Linked DNA regions of Homo sapiens: region 1 is linked to region 2. A link is a loop called in an ENCODE intact Hi-C map of the cell type or tissue named here. Cell type or tissue: prostate gland. All regions are shown on one strand. Links, peaks and the distances in the headings refer to the core of each region. The heading gives the core; the rest is flanking DNA. Region 1 has its middle 61 kb from the start of ABCG2. Region 2 has its middle 15 kb from the start of SPARCL1.

What was found. Hi-C counts contacts between places; a loop is a spot of excess contacts. Peaks named below come from ENCODE experiments on the same cell type or tissue, not always from the same donor. Only the 100,000 strongest peaks of a DNase experiment are listed, where the experiment ranks them.
Region 1: a loop joins it to region 2, with 3 times the contacts of the local background. A loop is called at or near these places in 6 of 110 quality-filtered maps.

What each region holds. Positions count from the first base shown.
Region 1 is chr4:88,217,043-88,222,419 of GRCh38, forward strand. It overlaps a transcript of ABCG2 not described here. Among named protein-coding and RNA genes, the nearest start is that of ABCG2, 61 kb to the left of the region's middle. In prostate gland, for the core only: a CTCF peak has its summit at 2,183 (motif pointing right); a DNase peak (open chromatin) is centred at 2,199.
Region 2 is chr4:87,541,497-87,546,873 of GRCh38, forward strand. No RefSeq gene overlaps it. Among named protein-coding and RNA genes, the nearest start is that of SPARCL1, 15 kb to the left of the region's middle. In prostate gland, for the core only: a CTCF peak has its summit at 2,507 (motif pointing right); a DNase peak (open chromatin) is centred at 2,516; H3K27ac peaks cover 1,368 bases.

The DNA of each region.
Region 1 (5,377 bases), core at 220-5,219, 680 kb after region 2:
AATTTTTTTTTTACATTTTATTCCCTGCCTGCAGAGCTTCTACTAATACCACTGTTATGAAGTTACAGAATGCCTTATCTGTTGCCTTAGTATTCCATATAATATCGTCCATGATCATGGGCATATATTATGGTAAAAGAAGTCTCATATTCTCAAAATTCAGTATATACCTAGATCTTACAGAGCAGCTGGCTTGATAGAACAGTGAATTGGCCTGCCTAAGGCTTAATTATAGTGTGAGCAGGGATACCCTGCAAGGTTGGGATGTTGTCCTACAGGAAGGGGAAGATACCTTAAACCAGCAGTCAATATTTGCACATAACAAGAATGCATGGAGGCCAGGCGCGGTGGCTCATGTCTATAATCTCAGCACTTTGTGAGGCCGAGGTGAGCAGATCACTTGAGGTCAGGTGTTCAAGACCAGCCTGGCCAATATGGCGAAACCCTGTCTCTACTAAAAATTACAAAAATTAGCCAGGTGTGGTGGTGTGTGCCTATAGTCCCAGCTACTCAGGAGGCTCAGGAGGGAGAATTGCTTGAACCCAGTAGGTGGAGGTTGCAGTGAGCCAAGATCACGCCACAGCACTCCAGCCTGGGCAACAGAATGAGACCCTGCCTCAAAAAAAAAAAAGAATGCATGGATGCATGGGACTAAACATGGTGGCTCATGCCTGTAATCCCAGCACTCTGGGAAGGTGAGGCAGCGGGGTCTCTTGAAGCCAGGAGTTCAAGGCTACCCTGGGCAACATAGACCCAGACTCTAAAAATAAAATATTAGCAGTGCACAGTAGCATGTTCCTGTAGTCCCAACTACTTAGGAGACTGAAGTGGAAGGACTGCTTGAGCCCCGGTGTTTGAGGCTGCAGTGAGCTATGATCATGCCACTGCACTCCAGACTGGTTGACAGAGTAAGACGATGTTTCTAAAAATTAAAAAAAAAAAAAAAAAAAGGAACACACGAGTGTGAGAACCCAGGTAGAATGTTTCTGCTATCCTCACTGGTCTCCCAGGTGTTTCTCTAGCACGCTAGACATGTTCCTGCCTCCGTTCCCTCTACCTGAAATACTTTCCTCCCAGATGATATCTTCATTCCCTCTCAGTCTTTCTTCAAATATTTGCTCAAATGTCAACCTCTTAACAAGGCCTACCCCAACCACTCTGTTTAAAATTGCAAAACCTTTCTTTGCCTTCCTGATTACTTCTTACTATGCATCTGTCTGTAACCCTTCTCACCGTCTAACATACATTATTTATTTGTTTATTGTTTATTATTTGTCCTCCTCCGTCTAGAAAGTGAGCTTCATAACAGCAGGTATTTCTATTTCATTCACTGTTCTATCCCTAGTGACTAACGCAGTGCTGGAAACATAGTAGGAACTCAGTAAACATTTCTCTTGTTTTTTAATTAATTTTTTATTTCCCTAAGATTTGGGGAACAGGTGGTATTTGGTTACATGAGTAAGTACTTTGGTGGTGATTTGTGAAGTTTTGGTGTACCCATCACCGAAGCAGTACACACTGAACCCAATTTGCAATCTTTTATCCCTCACCCCCTTCCCACCCTTTCCCCTGAGTCCCCAAAGTCCACTGTTAAGCCTTTGCATACTGATAGCTTAGCCCCTACTTATGAGTGAGAACGTACGCACATGCAATGTTCAGTTTTCCATTCCTGAGTTACTTAGAATAATAGTCTCCAATCCCAATAAACATTTCTTGATTGACTTGAATGACTATCATGAAAGTTCTCAGAGAAGAGTAGACAATATCTCTAGTCTATTATCTTTACCTACATCATTGGTTGGTTGGTAAACTTTTTCTGTAAAAGGCCAGATAGTGAATATTTTAGGCTTGTGGGCCATGCAGTCTTTTTCCAATCACTCTATATTGGCATTGTAGCACCAAAGCAGCCATTGACGGTAGGTAAATGAACAGGCGATACATAGAAAGGAAATACGGGAACTGCTGAGGTCCTGGGAATTGGGAACCTAAGCAGGGAGTTGATGTGAAAAGGGAAATATTTTACACAGAGGTGCTTGTACACTTTTCTTCATGACTTCTCACTCCACTATCACGGCTAATACTGCTTTGAAGTTAAATGTTCAGTTTGATTTTTACTTTTGAGTATTGTACATTTAAAATTCCCACAAAGTACATTTACTAACACAACCTCCAGGTGGAGCCCTTTCTTTTTTCTCAGTACACTGTTCCGCAAGTATTCACTGAATAGCTACCATGTGACAAAAACGAAGTGTTAGGATACAGCTTTGAATAAAGCAAAGATCTTATGCTCGAAAAGCTTATATTCCAATGGAGAAGACAGATGATAGCACGTATAAAAAAGGTAATTTCAGACAGTGATATGTTCTACAAGGAAATTACATAGAGCAATAGGAGAGGCTTCCCTGAGGACATGCTATTTCAGCAGAAAAGTGAAGAATAAGTAGGAGGCAGACATGCAAATACCTGAGGGTAGAGTTGTTTTATTTTCTTCTACTGTGGTAAAATATTCATAATATAAAAATGTACCATTCAAATTTTTTTTTTTTTTTTTTTTTTTGAGACCGAGTCTTGCTCTGTCACCCAGGCTGGAGTGCAATGGCGCGATCTCCGCTCACTGCAAGCTCCGCCTCCCAGGTTCACGCCATTCTCCTGTCTCAGCCTCCCCAGCAGCTGGGACTACAGGCGCACAGTGCCACGCCTGGCTATTTTTTTTTTTTTTTGTATTTTTAGTAGAGATGGGGTTTCACCATGTTAGCCAGGATGGTCTCGATCTCCTGACCTCGTGATCCACCCGCCTCGGCCTCCCAAAGTGCTGGGATTACAGGCTCAAATAGTTTTTAAGTGTACTGTTTTATGGCATTAAGTATATTCATTGCTGTGCAACCATCACTACCATCCATCTCTAGAACTTCTTTCATCTTCCAAACTGAAACTTCTTGCCCATTAAACAACTCTTCACTCCACCCTGTCCTCAGTGGCAACCATTCTACTTTCTGTCTCTATGAATTTGACTACCCTCACTACCTAATATAAGTGGAATCATGTAGTATTTGTCCTTATTTCTCTTAGCATAATGTCTTCAAGGTTCATTCATGCTGCAGTCAGAATTTTCATCCCTTTTGAGGCTGCATAATCCTCCATTCTCTGTGTATACCACATTTTGTTTATTCATTCAACAGTTGATGAACATTAGGGTTGCTTCCACTTTTGGCTGTTGTAAATAATGCTGCTGTGTATAAACATCTGTCTGAGCCTCTGCTTTCAGTTCTTTTGGGTATATATCTAGAAGTGGAATTGTGGGATTGTATGGTAATTCTATGGTTAGTTTTTTGAGGAAGCACCATACTGTTCTCCACAGTAGCTACACCATTTTACATTCCACCAACAGTGCACAAGAGTTCCAATCTCTCCACATTCTTGCCAACAATTGTTATTTTCAATTTGTGTGTGTATTTCTTTCTTTTTCTAAAATATCTAAAATGTGTTTATTGGGGTGGCTTCCCATTTATCTTGATTCAAAGTGCTTTTACTGCTGCTTCCTCCTGAAGGAGCATCCTTCTGTCAGCCTTGCTTTGCCTCCTGTAGACTGACAGAGAACGGTAGACCAGTGATATGGTTTGGCTATGTCCCTACCCAAATCTCATCTTGAATTGTAGTTTCCATAATCCCCATGTGTCATGGGAAGGACCTGGTGGGAGGTAATTGAATCATGCGGGTGGTTACCCTCATGCTGTTCTTGTGATGGTAAGTTCTCATGAGATCTGATGGTTTTATAAGGCACTTTCCCACCCCTCTTTGCTCAGCACTTCTCCTTCCTGATACCATGTGAAGAAGGACATGTTTGCTTCCCCTTCTGCCATGATTGTAAGCTTCCTGAGGCTTCTCCAGCCCTGTAGAACTGTGAGTCCATTAAACCTCTTCCGTTTATAAATTACCCAGTCTCTGGCTGGGTACAGTGGCTCAAGCCTGTAATCCAAGCACTTTGGGAGGCCAAGGTGGGCGGATCACTTGAGGTCAGGAGTTCAAGATCAGATTGGCCAACATGGTGAAACTCCATCTCTACTAATAATACAAAAATTAGACAGGTGTGTTAGTGTGGACCTGTAATCCCAGCTACTAGGGAGGCTGAGGTACAAGAATCGCTTGAACCTGGGAGGCAGAGGTTGTAGTGAGCTGAGATCATGCCACTGCACTCCGGCCTAGGCAAGAATGAAACTGTGTCTCAAAATAAATACATAAATAAAATAAAAATAAACTACTCAGTCTCGGGTATTTTTTCATAGCAGCATGAGAACGGACTAATACAGTAAATTGGTACCGCAGAGAGTGGGTTGCTGCTATAAGGATACCCAAAAATGTAGAAACGACTTTGGAACTGGGTAACAGGCAGAGACTGGAACAGTTTGGAGGGCTCAGAAGAAGACAGGAAAATGTGGGAAAGTTTGGAATTTCCTAGAGATTTGGACGGCTTAGAAGACAGGAGGATGTGGGAAAGTTTGGAACTTCCTGGAGACTTTTTAAATGGTTTTGACCAAAATGCTGATGGTGATATGGACAATAAAGTGCAGGCTGAGGTGGTCTCAGATGGAGATGAGGAACTTCTTGGGAACTGGAGTAAAGGTCACTCTTGCTATGCAACAAGACTGGTGGCATTTTGTCCCTGCCCTAGAGATCTGTGGAACTTTGAACTTGAGAGGGATGATTTAGGGTATCTGGTGGAAGAAATTTTTAAGCAGCAAAGCATTCAAGAGGAAGCAGAGCATAAAAGTTTGGAAAACTTGCAGCCTGATGATGCAATAGAAAAGAAAACCCTTATTCTGGGGAGAAATTCAAGCACACTGAAGAAATTTGCATAAGTAACAAGGAGCTGAATGTTAATCACCAAGACAATGGAGAAAATGTCTCTAGGACATGTCGGAGACCTTCACAGCAGCCCAACCCATCACAGTCCCTGAAGACTAGGAGGGAAAAGTGGTTTCCTGGGCTAGGTCCAGGGCCCTCTTGCTATGTGCAACCTTGGGACTTGGTGCCCTGCATCCCAGCCACTCCATCTGTGGCTAAAGGGGCCAACGTATAGCTCAGGCCATTGCCTCAGTGGGTGTAAGCCCCAAAGCCTTGGCAGCTTCCATATGGTGTTGGGCCTGCAGGTGTGCAGAAGTCAAGAATTGAGTCTGGGAACCTCCGCCTACATTTTGGAGGAAATGTATGGAAGTATGGAAATGCCTGGATGTCCAGACAGAAGTCTGCTTCTGGGACAGAGCCTTCATGGAGAACCTCTGCTAGGGCAGTGATATGGTTTGGCTGTGTCCCCACCCAAATCTCATCTTGAATTCCCACATGTTGTGGGAGGGACCTGGTGGGAGGTCACTGAATCGTG
Region 2 (5,377 bases), core at 181-5,180:
AGCACAGGACAAATATTTCCTGCACATGCCCTTTTTCATTCCTATGCTCTAATCCCTGATGAAAGCCCCAATCACTTCACGTCTGACTGTTTTCCCTACCTCTGGACTCACATTCACAAATGCAAATTGCCCTCAAGGGCCAGGGAGGCCACAGAAATTAACGAAGGGGGCCCGAAGTAAGAAAACGACACTCTCCCAACACAGGCAGGGATGACTGGCAGCTGACACATGGCCTTTGTGTTAGGAAGACAAGAGGGGGTGCATGGGACTTGGGAAATGGAAAATATGTAGTCCATCTGAAGGTGGCAGCTGCTACTCAATTCTTGTAGCTTTATTGTCACAGGGAAATGGCAGCCCAACATTGTCTGATCATTTTACTGTTTTAGAGAGAAACCAGAAATCTAACATTTTATGGGATTATTAAATATTGACCAATAGTCTTTGTGCCAAATAAAACGGGTCTGTGAGCTGGGCTGGGCCACTGAACACTAAGCTTTGAGCACAGTTCCAGAGACTTCCTTCTCTTTCCAACCCAATCTATCTTAAACACTATTTTAAACAATTTCACCCTCTCAAAGTGTAATTCACATCATGTTCCTCTCCTGCTTAAAAGTTTTCAATAGCTTCCCACTGCCTACCAAGTCAATTCTAAACTCGTGAGCCAGGCATTTTAAAGCCATCTGCCACTTTATGTAATATCTTCCCTTCACTTATGTGAACATCAACTTTTTCTCCTTTCCTTGACTTACTTTGTAATTTTCTGCCTCACTCCTTTGACTAAGGTGGCTTCTTCTGCCTGAAACCTTCATGTTTAAATCTTACCAATCTTTCAAAGTCGAACTTTAGATGTCTCCTTTCCAAGAATCCTTCTTTGCTATATCTGATAAGAGGTTATTCTTTCTCTGAACTTCAATAACGTATTATTTTTGATAAAGTGTTTGGAACACTCTGCTCAGAGCAAGTGCGATAGGACGAGTTGGCTCGGAAGGAGTGGCTCATCACCCTCATTTGCCCTTCACTTCCCATCTCTGGCTCTGTCCTGTGTCATAGGGGAATAGCATATTCATTTAATTTTTTCTCTGGCATTTTTCACTTTTCATTGTGTAATACAGAGTCCTCTATCCCTTACTAGGTAATATTTTCAAACAGGGATTCTTTCTTTCTTTCTTTCTTTCTTTCTTTTCTTTCTTTCTTTCTTTCTTTCTTTCTTTCTTTCTTTCTTTCTTTCTTTCTTCTTTCTTTCTTTCTCTTCTTTCTTTCTTTCTCTTCTTTCTTTCTTTCTTTCTTTCTTTTTCTTTCTTTCCTTCCTTCCTTCTTTCTTTTTTCTTTCTTTCTTTCCTTTCTTTTCTTTCCTTCCTTCCTTCTTTCCTCCCTTCCTTCTTTCCTTTCTTTCTTTTCTTTCCTTCTTTCCTTTCTTTCCTTGCTTTTCTTTTCTTTCTTTCTTCCTTCCTTCCTTCTTTCTTTCCCTTCCTTCCATCCTTCCTTCCTCCCTTCCTCCTTTCCTTTCTTTCTTTTCTTTCCTTCTTTCTTTCCTTGCTTTTCTTTTTCTTTCTTCCTTCCTTCCCTCTTTCTTTCTTTCCCTTCCTTCCTTCTGTCCTTCCATCCTTCCTTCCTCCTTTCCTTTCTTTCCTTCTTTCCTTTCTTTCTCTTTCTTTCTTTCTCTCTCTCTCTCTCTTCCTTCCCTCCCTCCCTCCCTCCCTCCCTCCCTCCTTCCTTCCTTCCTTCCTTCCTTCCTCAGGGTCTTGCTCTGTCACCCAGGCTGGGGTGCCATGGGCCAATCATGGCTCACTGCAGCCTTGACCTCCCAGGCTCAAGCGATCCTCCTACCTCAGCCTTCCAAGTAGCTGGGACTACAGGCTTAAGCCACCAGGCCTGGCTAATTAAAAAAAATTTTTTTTTTCCAGGGATGGATGTCTCCCTGTGTTGCTCAGGATGGTCTCAAACTCCTGAGCTCAAGTGATCTTCCCCCCTGAGCCTCCCAAAGTGCTGGGATTACAGACATGAACCATTGTGCCCCACCAGGGATCATTTTCTTGTATAACCTTGATTCCCCACAGTGGCAAGTACTTAAATATTTGTAAAATGAGCATTTGCAACTCTATTGATTGCTTCATTCACCAGATCATTCCTTCCCACATGCCCCCAAAATTCCAAATCTATGGATGTGTTACTTGAAGAGAACCAAATTGAGAGAAGGCAAACATACTTCAGGAAGGGTAATGTGTAAGGAACCATCAGGATTCTCATGCATTTGCGTGATTTGTCTACCCTCTTTGGCCCAAATATTGAGCCTTTTAAACATTTAAAAATATTGACCAATGAAGATTTAATATGTTCAATTGACCCTCGTTTTAACATGCTGTTCAACATCTGCCAATTTCTAAAAACTGGTCTGACATTCTAGAAGGAAAAAAAGAATGAGCAATTCCTAGGTTAACTAACATATATAAAGGAATTTGATATCTCTTTTGCCTTACTGGGCTCCTGGGTACAGGCCAGTATACTTGGAAGTGGCCACAAGAGGGGAGTATGAACCACAGTCATCCTTAAATGAATGAGACCAAGGATTCATTCTTTCTCCAGCAGAATGAAGAAAGCTCCATCCTGAACAATAGTCAATTGAATTATCATTCCCTTTCCAGCTGACGATCAAAGACTGAATGTGGATCTGCCCTTTCTGTGTTCACAGAGACGGTAACTTTCACCTCTCAGCTGTCCAATCAGACCATAATCCTGACTGGAAGAAATACTTGCAGAGCAGGGCCTGAAGGATGTGCAGTCCCTCTTGCTCAATTTCTCTCACATTGTTTTACCTTTGCATGAAACCAGAGCCCTGAGAGAACTGTGTTCCTGGATCATGTTGCTTTGGGTCCTGTAGAATTATTTCTACTGAATTGTGATTTGGCCTCCCTCAAAATCTTTGTACTGAGGGAAGCTTTAAGAAGCAGCTGTTTAAAATGTGTTATTAGGCCAGGCGTGGTGGCTCACGCCTATGATCCCAGCACTTTGGAAGGCCGAGGAGGGTGGATCACCTGAGGTCAGGAGTTCGAGACCTGCCTGGCCAACACGATGAAACCCTGTCTCTACTAAAAATAAAAAAATTTGCTGGGTGTGGTGGCAGGCGCCTGTAATCCCAGCTACTCAGGAGGCTGAGGCAGGAGAATCACTTGAACCTGGGGGATGGAGGTTGCAGTGAGCCGAGATCACACCACTGCACTCCAGCCTGGGTAACAGAGTGAGACTCCGTCTCAAAAAAAAAAAAAAAAAAAAAAAAGAGTGAAACTCTGTCTCAAAAAATAAAAATAAAAAAATATAAAAAATAAAATGTATTATTACATCAACAAAAAGATGTCTACAAATTCATACAATGTTCTGTTTTTAAGGACCCATGGGAGAAATTTTGCTTAAAACTCAGAATGCAGGAAAAGCTGTTTGTCTTGATATATTGACTTTCTAAATATTTTAACTTATTATGCCTTTCTCTTTTCTTTGACTGCTGGGAGGCTTCATTTATTCAACCAGTATGTACGGAGTGCCCGTATGTGCCAGCTGGCTGCTGGAGATATGATGGGGAGCAAAAGGAGAAGGAATCCTGTCCTCATGAAGCTTCCAGTTTAGAGGAAGTAACAGATATTTATTTATTACTCAGATAAATGCACAAACTGAAAAGTGCTGTGAAGGGAAGGGCCCTTGCTATGAGAACATAACAAGACAGGACTTCATTTGAAGAAGTCCCCTTCAGGCCTGAGGCGGTGTGAGTTTCCTAAGGGAAAGGAGGTGGGGTGCTGGCATTCCTGACCTGAAGACGAACCACCTACTGGGGAGAAGACCTGCATTCTGGCAACTGGAAGAATTCCAGGGAGCTAAAGTGCACTTTATGTGGATGGGGAAGGTGTGGAGCAAGGTTTGAGTGGGGAGTGAAGTTTTGGTGCCCTGTATAGGCGTTTCTGCTTGCTAATCTTTTTTTTTTTTTTTTTTTTTTAACTTTTATTTTAAGTTCAGAGGTCCGTGTGCAGGTTTGTTATATAGGTAAACTTGTGTCATGGGGGTTTGGTGTACAGATTATTTTGTCACCCAGATGCTAAGCCTACTACCCAGTAGTTATTTTTCCAGATCCTCTCCCTCCTCCCACCCTCCACTCTCAAGTAGGTCCCAGTGTCTGTTGTTCCCCGCTTTGTGTCCATGAGTTCTCATCTTTTAGCTCCCGCTTATTTTTATTTTTTATTTTTTTGAAACAGAGTCTCCCTCTGTCGCCCAGGCTGGAGTGCAGTGGCGCCATCACGGCTCACTGCAGGCTCCACCTCCCAGGTTCACGCCATTCTCCTGCCTCAGCCTCTGGAATAGCTGGCACTACAGGCACCGCCACCAGGACCGTCTAATTTTTTGTATTTCTTACTAGAGACGGGGTTTCACCGTGTTAGCCAGGATGGTCTCGCGATCTCCTGACCTCGTGATCTGCCTGCCTCGGCCTCCCAAATGAGACCGGCCTTAGCTCCCACTTACAAGTGAGAACATGCAGTATTCGTTTTCTAAGGATAATGGCCTCCAGCTCCATTCATGTTCCTATAAAAGACATGATCTCATTCTTTTTTGGCTGCATAGTATTCCATACAGAACAACATAGTATTCCATGGTGTATATGTACCACACTTTTAAAAATTCTATCTGGCCGGGTGTGGTGGCTCACGCCTGTAATCCCAGCACTTTGGGAGGCCGAGGCAGGCAGATCGCGAGGTCAGGAGATCGAGACCATCCTGGCTAGCACGGCGAAACCCCGTCTCTACTAAACATACAAAAAATTGCCAAGTACCTGTAATCCCAGCTACTCAGGAGGCTGAGGCAGGAGAATGGTGTGAACCTGGGAGGTGGAGCTTGCAGTGAGCCGAGGTCGCACCACTGCACTCCAGCCTGGGTGACAGAGGGGGACTCTGTCTCAAAAAAATAAATAAATAAAAATAAAAAAAATTTTTTTTTAAATAAAAAAATTCTATCTGTTGTCCCTGATGGGCATTTAGGTTGATTCCATGTCTTTGCTCTTGCGAATAGTGCTGCAATGTACACATGCATGTATGTGTCTTTATGGTAGAATGATTTCTATTCCTTTGGGTATATACCCAGTAATGGGATTGCTGGGTCAAATGATAGTTCTGTTTCTATATGCATGCTAATCTTACCCAGGCTTTTGTTTTACCTTATATCCCTTGATATGTTATCTTTTCATAAGAAACATATTTTGTAGAATAAGATGGAATAAATAAAAAGTTATTCAAAATTGCATTATAAGCAGACTCCATCTTGAATTAAATAAAAACAGATTTCACACCATGCCACCCCTGCCAAGACTCCCTCACGCCCATGGGTTCTCACTCTTGGACAC